2 separate regions of the Mus musculus genome follow, and region 2 is linked to region 1. Evidence: chromatin loops called from intact Hi-C (ENCODE). Cell type or tissue: heart. All regions are shown on one strand.

Evidence for each region. A loop is a pair of places that touch in the nucleus more often than their neighbours do. Peaks named below come from ENCODE experiments on the same cell type or tissue, not always from the same donor. Only the 100,000 strongest peaks of a DNase experiment are listed, where the experiment ranks them.
Region 2: a loop joins it to region 1, with 6 times the contacts of the local background. A loop is called at or near these places in 34 of 42 quality-filtered maps.

Annotation. Positions count from the first base shown.
Region 1 is chr9:63,913,533-63,921,532 of GRCm38, forward strand. No RefSeq gene overlaps it. Among named protein-coding and RNA genes, the nearest start is that of Gm36033, 27 kb to the right of the region's middle. In heart, CTCF peaks have their summits at 2,628 (motif pointing right) and 4,892 (motif pointing right); DNase peaks (open chromatin) are centred at 2,659, 4,919, 5,710 and 5,859; H3K4me3 peaks cover 388 bases; H3K27ac peaks cover 5,277 bases.
Region 2 is chr9:64,096,984-64,104,983 of GRCm38, forward strand. It overlaps Gm39360 (a long non-coding RNA gene), which reads right to left and starts at 3,572. Exons shown (of 3, transcript XR_870861.2): 1 at 3,488-3,572; 2 at 2,999-3,052. In heart, a CTCF peak has its summit at 1,510; a DNase peak (open chromatin) is centred at 3,668; H3K27ac peaks cover 1,050 bases.

The DNA.
Region 1 (8,000 bases):
GGCAGGTGGATTTCTGAGTTCGAGGCCAGCCTGGTCTACAGAGTGAGTTCCAGGTCAGCCAGGACTATTCAGAGAAACCCTGTCTTGAAAAAAAAAAAAAAAAAGCCCGTGAGATGGCTCCTGGGTAGAGGGGCTTGCCGCACTCAAACCCTGATAACTCAGGTTTGCTCACTGGATCACACAGTGGCAAAACAGTGACTCCACAAAGCGTCCTCTGACCTTCACACATGCATGCCATGGCACACTCGAGTCCTCCCCTCACCCACTAATGATAAATACATTTCAAAATAATGCTAACAATCTAAACTATTGGGGTGCTGGTGAGCCACGCAGGCGTGACTGCTGCAGCCATGATGGTTCTCAGAAGCTCTTTGAACACAATCTTTCTGCTGTCACAGATGTTAGAAAGCAGGGCTGGCTATGTTGCTCACTGGGACAGTGCTCACCTAACAAGTACAAGGTCCTAAGTTCTAATCCCCAGAACCTCAAATAAATGTTTTTCATCACAAAACATTTTTAAAAATCTTGTATTTGGTAAGTGTTCATTTTGGAAAGCTTCTTCTTCTTCTTCTTCTTCTTCTTCTTCTTCTTCTTCTTCTTCTTCTTCTTCTTCTTCTTCTTCTTCTTCTTCTTCTTCTTCTTCTCCTTCTCCTCCTCCTCCTCCTCCTCCTCCTTCCTTTTCCTCTTTTCTTCTTCCTCTTTTCTTCTTCCTCTTTCTCTTCTTCCTCTTCTTTCTCTTCCTCCTTCTCTTTCTTCTTCTTCTTCTTCTTCCCTCTCCTCCTTCTCTCCCTCCTCCTCCTCCTCTTCTTCAGGTAGGGTCTCCTCCTTGTGCCTCTGCCTCCCAGTTTGTGAAGTGCAGGGGATGGAATCCAGGTTTCATGCATGCTAGGGAAGCACTCTACCTACAGAGTTAAAGCTCAGCCCTGACAGTTTCTTAGGAAACACCAACCACTTGACCCAGAAAATCCACTCCCTGCTATCCATTGATGAAAACTAAAGCTAGCTCACTCACTGTCTGCCTTCAGAGTATGGGTGGGCCAGTTGCTTCAGGTTCCTGCTTCCTTGACTTCCCCACAGGATGGACTGTACCCTTTCATTGTAAGATGGAATAAACCCTTTCTCTCAGAGAGGAGAGAGGGTGAGAGAGGAAGAGAGAATGACAGAGAGACGAGTTGTTCTTGTTTTAGTTTAGATTTCTTGTTTGTTTGATATCCAAGTGAAGATTTAAATGTTAAAAGTTATACTTTGGAAATGATCCAGCTGTTCTGAACTATAGTTTGGCACACAGCTGTGAAACTAAACACACATGTCCCTGTGGTCCCTCTGGTAGGGATCAACCCCAGAGAAGCGGGCATCTATATTTGCACAAAATCTAGAAGTGTAACATGTTCAGTGACATTCTTCATAACTATCCCAAACTAGAAACAAGCCAAATGTCCCTCATCCAGCAAGCAGATAAACAAATGGCACCGTGTCCATGAAAAGCCATCGAATGGTGACAGGAAGGAGCAAATGTGGATGGCTTTCCAAGCCCTGGAGCCAAGTGAGAGGAGCCAGATTCCATGTGCAAAGGCACACTATGGGGACAGAAAACAGAGACCAGGCTGGAGATGGGAGGAGGGGTTGCCTATGGCAAGGCTTGATGAAAGGGCTCTATATCTTGACTGTCATGATGTTTACACATTTGCTATACATTTGTCAAGTCTCATAGACTGTGTAGTTTCAGGGATAACTCTTACGGAATGAGACTAACAGAACACAAGCGCTTGAAGACTGACCGGCTGTGAATGATGCATGAGTGGAGGAGGAGGAGTCATCTGGCAGGAAAGGCACAGGCAGGAATGTCTAAGACCCACAGGATCTCAGGGTGGGGATGACCAGTGGACAGCAGGACGTTAAAGGTGGAGACCTGGAGGTGACATGACCCTTGCCTCTCAACTGGCCTTCCCTTGAATATTCTTCTGCCTCCACCTCTCATGTGGGCCACCTTGCCTCCTAAGAGAACCCTCTTTAGTTCCATGTGCTACCCAGCTCACGCAGATCGCACATCACTGTCCAAGTTCTCCTAAGAGCTGAGCAGGGCCCTAGTGTACAGAGAGGCTCAAAGTGGTACCCACAAGGACCTTCCTGGTATTTCTGTATCTTGTCCAAGTTTCAGAAAACAGGACTCTTACCCTGTGTGGAGAGCAGAGAGCCGCTCTCATCTGCTTCTCTGAAATGGTCTTATCCCAGTGTAGAAGAAGGAAGGCTCAGCCCCTGGTCAGGGGCATGGGAGAGCACAGACCTCTCACCGCAGAGTGTCCCTGGACTGGAGAGAGTGAGAGCATCTTTGTGGTTCTCAGGTTCTCCAGTCTCCCCAGTTGCTGTAACCTTAATCCTCCCTGCTTTCCCGAAAACAGAGCTGACAGAGATAGTTGTGTTTTAGCCACGACTAAGGATGTTTAGCAAGGAGAGATGGGGAGGGTCCAAACCAAGGGGAAATGCCAGCACATGGGGAAGTACTGGGTCGAAAGAGGAAGAAAATGGCAAATATACAACAGGCTAATTAAACATCATCACAGGTTACAGAGCTGTTGGTAGGCTGCTCACGGGAGCAAGCCAACCTTGCAGAAGAGAGAGGAAATTTCCATACCCCTCCACCAGGGGGAGCACATGTGCCATTTCATCTGCAATGGCTGTGTAGTGTTAGTCCCACCCTGCTTGGATTAGGAAGAGCAAGAGGTGATACAGAGAAACCACCAGCCAGGAGCTCAAAGGCTCAAAGGTTGTTAGATGGGTTGCCGCTCTCTGGTGGTGTTCGCACAAAGCAGAATCGTCCATAGTTCAGGGACTCTGGATCTAATCTGGTTGCCTCCACTATGCAGCTGTGTGGCCGTGGCCAGTTCACTGCATCTTTCTGGGCATCTGTTTCCACCTCTGGAAAACAGGGCGGTGCCTTTCCCGCTCAGAAATGACAGGAAAGGATTGACGTTGCAGACACCCACAGAGTTCTGCCTTCAGGAGTCTCTTTAGTGAGAGAACAGAAGAGAAGAGGCTGGTGAGCTGGCCTCTCAACTGGTGGCTGAATGAGGCCTGGTGAGGAGGATGTGCCCAGGGAATGTCCTTGAACACCAGGGAAGCATCCGGGTACCAGCATACTCCAATCCTGACTGTGCCAGCTATTTGCTGGGGAGCCTGGTCGAGTTTCTCTCTTTCCCTGAACTTCGATTTCTCCCTCCTTGAAGAAAGGGAACCACATCTGATTCTTGGAGTTCTGTACCCCTCAGCTCCTCTCTCTCCAGTGGCTCTGGGGCCACCAAATCTGAGGTGAGGTCAGGTAGGGAGAAGGTCACCAAAATAGGCCAGCTCCCTATTTAGGGCCCAGAGCAGGACACTGATCACAAAAAAATTCTCAGTGAGGCAGAGTCAGACACTTCCTAGGGGAACGGTCATTGAACAGCAGGCACTTAAGCTGCCCTAAGCAGGGGCTCTGGTCCAAATCTGGGGTCTTGATCCTCTGTGAAACCCTGCATATTTCCTCACATTCCCCAGGAAGTCTGAGTCCCCAAGAATGGCCCTCTAATGCCATCTATAGCAGGGGCAGAGAACAAAGCAGGCATGAGTTTTGGAACTGTCTGTAGTTGTGGGAGCCACAGCGCTTTCAAGGAGAATTCCCCAAGGAGGTCGCAGACTACACTTGAGGAGCCCGGGGCAGTGAGAGACAGGAAATCCTGGCATGGGAACACTTGTCCAAGGGGATGAAAGGCCAGGAGACTTTAAAGGGGGTCTCGGGAGACTGGGGCGTCCTGGTGCAGGGCCCCTCTTCTTAGGAGTGATATAAGGGCTTTGGGTGAATTCCTGGCGGCTCCAGCTTTGAGGAATCCTTAGGCCTTATCTCCTAGTGATATATACTGACATGTTTATGGATGAAATAACATGCCTGGCATTTGCTTCAAAAACACCCAGTTGCCAGGAGAGGCAGAAAGTTTGCATAAGGAACGAAATTGGCCATGACTGACAGACAGTGGCTAAGTAGGTGATCAAAACGCAGCGCCCCTCACACTGGACTTTCTGCTTTCTGTAAGAAAATGCCCTGTCAGAGCTGGAGCTCAGAGCTCCATGCCTAACACAGCATGAGGGCCTGGTTTCCATTTGTCCCCAATATCATGTTTTTTAAAACCTGGCCATGGTGTGGGCCCCATGGCTCAGCAGGTAAAGATCTTGTTCTGAAAATCTTACGCATGCATCGTGAGTTCCATCCCCTGATCTCACAGTGGAAGGAAGGAAGGAAGGAAGGAAGGAAGGAAGGAAGGAAGGAAGGAACAAGGAAAGAAGGAAGGAAGGAAGGAAGGAAGGAAGGAAGGAAGGAAGGAAGGAAGGAGAGATCTGGCTCATGAAAACTGTCCTCTGATTTCCACACAAGCACTTGGGCATAAGTGAGCATGCACGAGTGCCCAAACACACGTGTGTGCTCACGAGCATACACACACTAATTAATTAATTTTTAAAAACAAGCATAGGAATTGGACAAATGGCTCAGTGGTTAAGAGCACTGGCTCCTCTTCCAGAGGTCCTGAGTTCAAATCCCAGCAACCACATGGTGGCTCACAACCATCTGTAATAAGATCAGATGCCCTCTTCTGGTGTATCTGAAGACAGCTACAGAGTACTTATATACATAAAATAGATACATCTTTTTTTTTTTTAATAAAATAAAAGCTGTAAATGTGAGTGGATCAGAAGTTCAAGGTCAGCCTCAGCTACACAGAAGCTTGGAGGCAAGCCTGGGCTCCTTGAAACTCTGTCTCAAAAACAGTTCATAAGTCCACACACAGCCCCCAGCCAGTGGCCTCCAAAGTGTGGCACAGGCTCAAGCCTTTCTGGTGGCTAGCCTGATCTCCACATGACCACCAGAGGGAGCCCTGGACAGTGTCAGACCTTGCAGCCTGGCTCACCCTTGCTTGGTACCAGTTCACCACAAGACAGGCCCATAGACTATCTTCTTCATCCGGCCTCCATGCTGGGCTGCCACAACCAGCCCCACAACACTTTAAGCACTGCAGTGCTGTAAAGGCCATAGTTACATTGGATAACGCGCATCTATTGCTTCGCTGGAACTCAGACTTAACTGAACAATCTCTATCATATCTGGAAGATGACCTCTACCTATCTTACCAAAAGAGACATGCCATCTCAATGTCCCCCAGGGCCCCCACTATACAGAGGTGCCCCTTCCCAGCAGAGACGCAACCTCTGACTGAGTTTATACCATTGCCTGCCAGCAAGGATTTTAAGCTTGCTTTAGAGGACAGATGTCGGTGTGTGGTATGCAACCTGCCCAGCTCTCCATGACAGTCCCACAAGAGGCCAGACAAGCAGGTACTTCCTGAATGAGGAGGCAGCCTTCAAGCGAGTGCTTGCTTCTCCTCAGCAGGGTGCTGGGACTGGAAGTGTACGGCCATGTCCAGGCCTCAGCTGGCAATCTGCTCTGGGTGTTTTTGGACTTGGGCCCTATCTGCTATGCGTCCCATGGTAGTGGGGAGAGGAACCCGGTGCCAGGCGCCGGCTGCCCCATGGCCCGAGGGTGTCCACTGCAATTATTACAAGTAATCAGTTGACCAGCCCGGCCCCGGCCCTCCTCCCACGCCAACACTTGGCCCTTGTTCCTGGACAGGCCCCTCTGTGTCCCGTCCTTTGTGGCTGACATTTCATTAGGATCATGCAGCACTGGGGTAACCCCGAGCCCCAAGCCCATTCTAGGGAGAGGGGGGCTGGTCCTGGCCATGTAGATACTTGGCCTGGGGAGTCTAGGCAGACTGGCTGTCGCCAGCCAGGCAGCCGCCCCCTCCCGCCCCCAAATATCCAGTGTGGGCCACTGGCTGATGTGGAGCCACGGGGACGCCAGCTGACTTGGATGCTTTTGTTCTGGGCCTGGAGTGGTCTAAGCATGGTGGCTCTTTCACTGAGGAGACACAGATAACAGGCGGCAGGGCCTGATAAGGTGTCTGCCGGTGGTTTCCTCCCAGACGGGTCCCACTGCTCTCACAGGCCCAAGAGGACTTGGCCCACGCCTGTCACCAAAGAAAAGTTACCCCTCCCCAGGGTTTCAGCCTCCCCACACAGGCCAAAATAAAACCCAAAGGGGGTTTGTATGGAAAAGTCAGCAGAGTCCCCAGAGGCGCCAGGCCCAGAGCAGGCTGGGCTGCCTCAGTTTCCTTCCCATGAAGAGAATGCCAGGGAAGGCATTCTCCCTGGGTCTATAATGCACTTATAATAAACTGGAGATCCTGGGCTGGGGTTGGGGATCCCTGGACTTGTCTAGGTCCCCTCAAATGGCATTGCCAAGGATACACACAGCCTCCTCTATGTCAGACTCCGTGAGAGGGCTTAGGAAGAGATAAGACACGGCCCAGGGCTCCTGCCAGGAGGAATCGCCTGAAAGATCTATCACCACTCACCAACCTAACCCAGACCAGGCCTCCAGCCCCAGGCTCACAGACTGGAGGGGCTCTGGGGTGAATGTCAGTACAAAAAGACCACAGCCCTGAGAGCTGAGGTGCCCAGGAGCAAGGGGTCTCTAGTCTGATGGAGGAGGCCTGCCTGGCTTCTTGCTTACTCCTTGCTACTGCCTAACGAAGGCAATGTAAGACAGGAAGGGCTCATTTTTGACTCAGAGTTTGAGGAAGCAGTCCACCGTGGTGGGAAAGACGTGGCAGCGAGGCACGTGGACTGTGCCACAAGAGGACCTGACACGGAACTGGCAAGGTAGAGCACGGTCAGACCCCAGACATCTCTAAACTTGAGACCAGCAGGAGCAGACATAGCCCCATCCCTGTTTCTGTGCCTGTCTCGGAAGGAGCACATGACCTGGAGACACCCCCTCTGGCCTCCCCCACCCCCCAGCAACCAGGTAGGTACAGGCAGTCACAGTAGCACAGCCTCTGGAATTCTTCCCCATGCAAATGAGGCATCTCTGTAGGCTTAGCCATCAGCCAGTGACTTTTTCCCTCCCTGAATATCCTCAACCCAAAACCTATATAACCTTTGGCTCACCCCAAATAAAGTGTATGCATCCAAAACAAGCTATGATTCCCTCAGAAAGCTGCTTCACCAAAGCTCGTCTGAGAAGGCCTTTGTCTAAAAGAGCCGTAACACTAAGATTCTCAATGAAGGTCCCCATCCCCCATCACTCGTTCCCAACCTGACCCGGATCCCGCAGACCCCACCGGTTCCTCCAACTTGAGTCCAGACACCCCCCAAGAGGGGAGGTGAACCCCAGAACTACAGCTGATCTCTGTGCATCTGCAATCAGGAAGCAGAGACACAAACGCTGGGACTCAGCCCAAATCCCCCTCCCCCACACCTCCCCACCCTATCCCCAAGGAATCCCCAGCCCATGGAATGACAGACACCTCGCTCATTTAGAGTGGGTCTTCCCAACGTAGTTAACCCAATCTAAAAACTCCCTCACAGGTGCACCCGGAAAGTCTGGGTGGTTCTCCATCACATCAAGTGTCAATCAATATTAGCCATCCTAAGGACTCAAGGAATTCTTGAGAAGACTGTTGGAGTGATCAGGCAGCCTCAGGAATTACTGGGAAAGGCTTTCTGACAGTAGTGGGTGTTCCCCTCAGCCTGCATCAGAACCTTGAGCTCCAAATTTACCTATAGTAAGCGGAGGTCAGAGCTGGCCAATTGTCATGTGGCAGCCAGCATGGACATGAGGTGTGGGAATGAGGTTAGGCAGCGGAGGGTCCAGGTTTTCCCTCACCCTGACGCGTGTGGCTTTGGGCACACACATGCTCTCTCTCTCTCCTCTCTCTTTGGCTTACAGGCTTTCAGGAGCTTCTTAGGGGTGAAAGCCACGGATCAGTGCTCTGGATGATTGGAGAGAGTGGCCTGGGCTTCTCCCTGCCAAAAAGTCCCAGGGGGAATGAACACCCAAGTCCCTGCACCTGTAGTCTCTCCAAGGGACCTGACAGTCCCACAGCCAGGCCCCACGACCTCTTCTCCAGCTCAGA
Region 2 (8,000 bases), 180 kb after region 1:
TAACTCAGGACCTTTGGAAGAGCAGTCGGTGCTCTTAACCACTGAGCCATCTCACCAGCCCTCGCTGCTAGTTCTTAAGTGTAACTTTGCTCCTGTTATGAATCATAATGTAAAGATATGTGTTTTCCTATGGCCTCAGGTGACTCCTCTAAAAGGACTGTTGGGTTCCCAAAGGGGTCTCGACCCACTGCTCTAGACACACTAAAAAATCAGGTCCTCAGTGAATACATAAATGTATTAAATTTGAGTTTGTCATCTAGAAGATGCCTAAGAACATTTTAAATATGAGCATTATGTTTTGTTTATTTTTATTGCTGGAAACAGGGTCTCTTGTAGCCTAGGATGGCCCCAAACTCAATATGTAGCTGAGGATGGCCTTGAGCTCCTACAGTAGCCCCTACGTCCCAAGTACTGGAATTATGCCCAGCTAAACATGTATGGTTTTTGACATGTTAATTACACTTTTAGAAAGCTGCCTTGCAAATAAATGCATGCTTGTATCCAAAAATCAAGAGAAACCTGTCATGTAGATACCATTTGCAGTAAGAAAAAAACTGAACCAGCCAGGCATGGTGGCACACACCTTTAATCCCAGCACTTGGGAGGCAGAGGCAGGTGGATTTCTGAGTTCGAGGCCAGCCTGGTCTACTGAGTGAGTTCCAGGACAGCCAGGGCTACACAGACAAACCTTGTCTCGAAAAAAAAAAAAACAAAAACAAAAACAAAAAAACACAAAAACAAAACAATAAACCTTCATACAATGCTGTAATGTTCACAAAAGCACGGTTTTTGTTTTAAATATTTTTAAATTATTTATTTGTGTAAGTGCATACACACACACACACACACACACACACATGCATGTCTATGTCCATGGAGTCAAGAAAGGGCATTCAATTCCTGGAGCTCTTGGGGTGCTAAGTATGTAACGCCAGTTCTCTGAAGGAGCAACAAGTACTCTTAAATGTTGAGCCATGTCCCCAGCCCCTCGTTGTAAGTATTCTTAGATCCAAGGGGGTGGTTAGTGCTTCTTTCATGATTGATACAGACAGTACTGAGTCTAGGATGGGGAACAAAGCTGGAACTTTTTCAGAGAATTCTCCTTTTAAACAGTACAGCAAACACACTGTTACAGTGCCCAGGAACTTCATGGCTGTAAGATCAGGCTTCTTACATATGTAGCTCTATCAGACTAAGGGTGAGAAGATCTGTCAACTGACTCAAGAACGGTGCAGGGGAGAAGACAGAGGCACAAAGTGCTAATACATTGATTTCATGGCTTACAAAATCACAGAGCCATGTAAAATCCCAGCATGTCGCCCTCCTGTCTCCCTCAGGCCCCAGGGCTTCCCTGACGCTTTGAATCCAGGCCTTACGTGTGGCCTGGACCTTCCACAAGAGCTTGGGGACCTCTGTCCCCAAGCTTTAGGCTGATGTTCTGCTGGGCCTGGCCTTGATGGCCCTTGCAGGGTTTGTATACTGAGAGGAGTGTATGCCTGCAGCTCCGTCTGCTGACCAGACCACAGCTCTGCAGTCCAGGGTTCCTACCTAAGATGGGAGTTGTCCAAGTTGGGTTTTTGTTGCTATGATTAAACACTGACCAAAACCAATTTAAGGGAGGAAAGAATTTATTTGGCTTATAGGATACTATCAAGGTAGGAACCTGGAAGCAGGAACTGAAAAACAGACCAGGGAGAAATGCTGCTTCCTGGCTGGTCCCCCATGGCTTGCTCAGTCTGCTTCCTTATACGACCCAGGGCCACCTGAATACTAGTGGCTCAGCCCATGTGAGCTGGGCCCTCCCACATCAATCACTGATCAAGAATACCCCCAGAAGCTTGACAGCAACCAATCTGATAGAAGTATTTTCTTTTCTTCCCTTCCCACCCCTCACCAAACAGTGTCTCACTATGTAGCCCTGGCTGTCCTGGAACTTATGATATTGACCAAGCTGGCCTGGAACTCAGAGATCCACCTGCTTCTCCCTCCCAGGTATTGGGATTAAAGGTGTGCCCCACTACGCCCAGCTTAGAAACATATTCTTGATTGAGGTTCTCTCTTCCCAGGTGACTCTAGTTGGTGTCTAGTTGACAAAAAAACAACCCAGCACTACCTGTGCAGATGGCACACTAGGCAAAGTCACCTGCAGCCAAGCTGGATGACCTGGGTTCAATTCTTGACACTTGTGTAACTAAAAGGTGAAAACTGAGTCCTACAAGTTGCCCTCTGACCTCTACGTGCGTTCTGTGGCATGTGTGCACGCACCCCTACACGTTCATACACAAGAACAACAAATAACACAGAAGATCACAGTTCTGAGTGGTCCAACACCTTTTTCTGACTTCTTTGGGCACCAGGCACACACTGTGGTGCACAGACGTACAGGTAGGTAAAGCACACATACACTGAAAAGAAATAGATAAAAACCCACAGAAATAAATAAAGGAAAATGACAAAATTACCTCCCTGGGGGGGGGATATTTTAAAGAGAAAGACGTGTCCCTAGAGGTAGCAGGAGGATATTGCTGCAGCCCCGGTTCCTGTAGAGTCATAGCCACCTGTGACACTCGAATTCCCTTCTGGAACACCTAAACTTGGAACCCATCCCTCCTCCCATCCCAGATCCTTCCCTCAAGACAGGTGAGCCTGCTTTCCAAGATGAGCAAGAATCAGGCCTGGTGCCTGCAGAGCTCAGGCCTTCAAGTTAGCTCTGAAAACAAGCGCAGGGAGCAGAAAGAACTTAGCCCAGGTCATCTAGAAGGTTGATAGCAGAATCAACACGAGACTCTGGAGGGAAATGGTGTCAGAGGCCTCCCTGCCTGTTTCTCGGGTTTTTCCAGATTCATCTGCTGCCCCAGCCCTACTGTCAGCTACAAATATTTATTAAGTGCCTACCACATATAGTGCTCTGGTCTGGGCTCTGAGGACTGCAGCAAATAACACAGGTCCAGAACTTACCCTCCTGGAACATACTTACGTTAGTCAGGCTGCTACCTACCTTTTAGGTTTGGGGACAGAAGAATGCATCAGAGACGAAGAGTGGCCAGAGGATCTGCAGGGTTTAACAGGCTCTGCTCACAGGAGTCTCCTGACCATTCTCCCTTTCCGCAGAAGCCCCCCAAATCCCCAATTCATCTGTGAGGAAAGGAGGGGGCCTAGAAAATGAAGACACCAGGCAAGCAGCACCAGGGCTGGGAAGTGTGGGTGGGTGCAGCAAGTGAGATTTCTGTATTCTCTGTGAGGCTCCCCTTCAGGAGAGGTGAGCAGAAGGCTGTGTCAGCTATTTTTAGGGGTCTTCATCCTGCCTGTGGGATGCTAAAGTGGCTAGCCAGCTGTGATTTGGGGCTGGCTGCTCTGTTCTGGTATTCTGATCCACTACTCAGGTCCCTGACCCTAAGTGGACTCACCCTGAGGTTAGCAGTGAGAGTCATAGCTGTCTCCCAAACATAAGTTCCTTATCTTCCTCACAATTTTGATCAGAAATTACCTGATTCCCTTGGGCCACTCTGGGAAGAATGGGTCTTCAGAGAGCCCTCTCTTCAAGAGCAGGATTCCCAGCCTGGTGACTGAAGTTCACTGGGCCAGGGTAACAGGCTGGGAACCCCTAACCTAGAAGCTTGCTCTCTGCTGCCATCCGGCCAGAAGTGCTGCCAGGGCAGGGTGTGAGTGCCTCCTAGCGGCAGCTCAGCCAAGTGTCCCGGGAAATACATACCAATCCCCGTGGGCAAAGTGGAGGTAGCAGTTTAACTTGTCCTCAAATTTGCACAAGAATGTTGTTATTTAGAACAACTCAAGCCTGGTGTGGGGTGCACACCTTTGATCCCAGCTCTACAGCAGAGGCAGGCAGATCTCTGACATTTCCAAAACAGCCTGGTCTACAAAGTTGTTCCAAGCTAGACCAAGTTATGAAGCAAGACCTCAGACAAAGCATAACAAAACAAACAAACACACACACACACACCACCCTCCAGGTGAGAACAGCACGGAGGGCTAGATCCAGCCTGCTCCAGGATTCAGGTGCCCACAAATCAAATTCCAAGTCTTGGTCCCTCTCACAGAATGCAGAATTAACTCCCCCCCCATCCCCCCAGGGCAGCCACAACAGGTCCGGAGTAATAAAAACAAGCGGACCAGCGCATCTCAGTACACCCAGGATGGCCCAGTTCTAGAACATTTTGGAAGTGCATTTTTCCAGGTACCTCTCTGGTCTGGGGAAAACCAATACACGCACGCACGCACGCACGCACGCACGCACACAGCTACCATGGCTCCATCAGTGTACACAGAAAACACAGAAGTTAAGAAAGCTTCCTTAGAAGTTGAAGAACTGGTCCAGTGGTTGAACTTGTATTACCCTTCCCAGCACTCACCTAAAGCACGTGTGTGTGTATGTGTGTGTGTGTGTGTGTGTGTGTATACACACAGTAACGTTTTTTAAAATATATAATTTATTTTTAGTTTATGTTCATTAGTGTTTTGCCTGCATGTATGTCTGTGTGAGGGTGTCAGAAGCCCTGGAACTGGAGTTAGAGATATGTGAGCTGACGTGGGTGCTGGGAATTAAACTTGAGTCCTCTGGAAAGAGCATCCAGTGCTCTTAAGTAGTGAGACATGTCTTCATCCCCTACAGTAAGTCAGAGAGAGGGGGGTGGGGGGGAGAGAGAGAGCACTTCTTTAGTCTGGCTGAGCCACAGAACCCCGTAAGCTAGGATCCCCTATGGCTAATAATGTACACCAGCAAGCACAGAAGCACACAGCAAGACCCCCTCAGGGTCTCTAAGAATACTGTCCTACCTCAAGGATTACAATGGGCATTCTCCCCACTAAGGAAGGAGGTCAGGAAGGTACCCAGAAAGTTCAGTATGTAGGAGGGCATGGGGCTGTGAGTATCTCACGTGCCTCTAATTTTTTTTTTTTTTTTGAGACCTCAAAGGCACAGCTGATCCTGGATCTGAAAGGGACACAAAAGTCAGGAGCAAACAGCTGAGTCCCACGACACCTGGGCACAGGGACAGACGCCAACTGCCCCTCTGCTCCAAATAACAGACCACCAAAGGCTCACACCGCCAGCCCACCCAACCTGTACCTCTGCCCCATCCTGAGGAGAGGGGAGCAGCTGAGAAGAGAGCCAGTCTGGAGGTTTTCAGGTGCCCCTGCCAATATGGAGACTAGCTCTACCACACGGCCTCAGCCTCCACAAGTGCCCTACCCTCACGCCAGCCTCTGAGCCTTCCTTTTTTTTGTTTTTTGTTTTTTTTTTTTTTTTCCGTCTGTGATGTGGCGACAAGCCCCACCTCTGGAAGAGGTGAAGAACCAGTTTAAACAGAATGTTCAAGCTGGGTGGTGATGGCACACGCCTTTAATCCCAGCACTTGGGAAGCAGAGGCAGGCAGATTTCTGCGTTCGAGGCCAGCCTGGTCTACAAAGGCAAGACACTTGCCACCAAGCCTTAACGACTTGAGTTTGGTTCCCTGGGATCCAAACGGTAGATGGAAAGAATTGACTCCCATAGATTGTACTCTGATCCTCACAAGATTGTACACACACACACACACACACACACGTAATTTTAACATTGAAGGAAAGCATTCCACACAGAGCCTGAATCGGTACACGTCTCCTCTTTTCCCAGAGGCCTTGATTTGCCCACCTGGACCACGAGAGCCCTTAAAGCCCAGATGGTTTTCTGCTCATCTCTTCCTCTCCTCCCTCTACTCCAAAAGGAAGCCTAGACTCTTGCCAAGGACTTATCTCAGGCTTTGGAGAGAGAGGGCTGCTTGAACCCTGACTAAATCCTGCTGAAAGTGGAGACTGGCCTGCCAGACTCAGCACTCCCCACACACCTGTCCGGAATGACTGCCTCATTATAAAGCCTGGCTGCAGGCACTAGCTACCCACCCCTTGCCCCAAACAGCCTGCTGCAGCCTCCTCAGCCTGGAAATCTCTATCATTTGCCGATATACATCTCACAAGGCACGCTGAGTGGAAGGGGCTGGCATCTGAAGCCACAGGCAGGTGGCCAGAGCCACCCAGTCACAAAACGCAGACGGGGAAAGGGCCTCCCCAGGTGCGGCTGGCCTTCAGGTGAGCAAACTGGATGCTGCAACCCCTTCTCCCAGGCCCCACCTTTAAGAGCTCTGCAGACCGAAGCATCCCACAGGCATGCAGGCGAACTCTGGCCTTTCCACTTGGACTCTCAGCTCACTGGTCCTGGGACAAGCAGAGAAGATGGCTGACAGGAAAAAGCTAAAAAGAAATGTCGACAGAAAAGGAAGAAGCCTCCAGGTCAGTCGCTTTTTTCTAGAACCTTCCTGTCACTCATGCCAAGAAGAGGGTCAGCTGGTCAGGGCCAGTCATCACCAGATCCCACTCCCTATCCTTCTGGTAACAAGTGACCCACTGCAAACACACACTGGAGCGCAGACACAGGGTCTCATGTAGCTTGGGCTGACCTCAAACTCGCTATATAACTAAGGATAACCTTGAATTTGCCTCTGACTCTTGATTTCTGGGATTACAGGCATGAACCACCAAATTCTATGCAGTGCTAGGGATTGAACCCAGGGTTTCATACATGCCAGGCAAACACTCTACCAACTGAGCTACAGCTCTAACCCCAAACTTCTGCATTATATATATATATATATATATAAACATATATATATATATATATATAAATTTTTATTTTTATGTATGTAAGTACACTGTAGCTGTTTTCAGACACACCAGAAGAGGGTATCAGATCCCATTACAGATGGTTGTGAGCCACCATGTGGTTTCTGGGAATTAAACTCAGGACTTCTAGAAGAGCAGCCAGTACTCAGTACTGCTGAGTCATCTCTCCAGCCCCTCCATTTTGATCCTTACACACAAAGGCTCACCCATTTCCTGTTTCTTGAATTAGACATGATGGTCTCCCTTGTGACTCAGGATTCTGAGGCAAACATTAAGCTTCTGGAACAGGTGGAACTAACACCCGCAAAGGCCCCTTAGTTCTTCCCCAAGAAAGTGGAGCAGAGGGGCTGGTGAGATGGCTCAGTGGGTAAGAGCACCTGACTGCTCTTCCAAAGGTCCGAAGTTCAAGTCCCAGCAACCACATGGTGGCTCACAACCATCTGTAATGAGATCTGATGCCCTCTTCTGGTGCATCTGAAGACAGCTACAGTGTACTTACATATAATAAATAAATAAATAAATCTTATAAAAAAAAAAAAAAGAAAGAAAGAAAGAAAGAAAGTGGAGCAGAAAGGAAACAAAATCCCACACATTTAATCACCAGCCAGTGGCGTCTATGGCACTCAACTGTAGTCATGCTATTGTTGGGACTTTATGGTTAGGTTGAACCTGAGCTGCCCAATAACGGGGGCCACTTGCCACATGTAACCGACTGAATTAGAGAGCCTGAATTAGGCCATAGTGACCCAAATGCTAGCATGAACCATACCTCAGCTTGGTAGGGAAGATTATCTTATGTGTGATGTGATGTGTGTTCCTTTGAGGGATAGCTCAGGACTTGGGTTTCCCAGGGTCCCCTTCTCCTCCTTCCCCATCCCATAGCCCACAGTGACAAGGAGGAGAAAGGATCAGCATCTGCTGGGGGAGGGGGAATTCTAGGATGGCAACTGAGGACCTCTGAGGACCTCAGGGTCAGTGTGTCTCTGCTAGCCATCAGACGGTTTGGGGAGATGAGGGAGCATGGCAGATGGTGGCTTCGAAGTCCTAAGGCCTATTTCATACAGCCTGTGAGTTCAGAGACATGTGACAGGGGACCCTCTCTGTCCATGCCATCGTGGCTGTTGCTGTTATTTTCTTTCCAGTGCCCAGAACTGTGCCTGGATGGCATAGGGCTTGACAAGAGGATTTTGAGTTTATGAGTCCAGTGACTGTGATACTCACAGAATCACCTCATGGTGTGTGATTAGCCTCACTCTGCAGAGGTGAAAACTGGTCGAAAGGCATTCAGGAAACCGAGGGCTGGAGTTCAGCTTGGTAGAGCACTC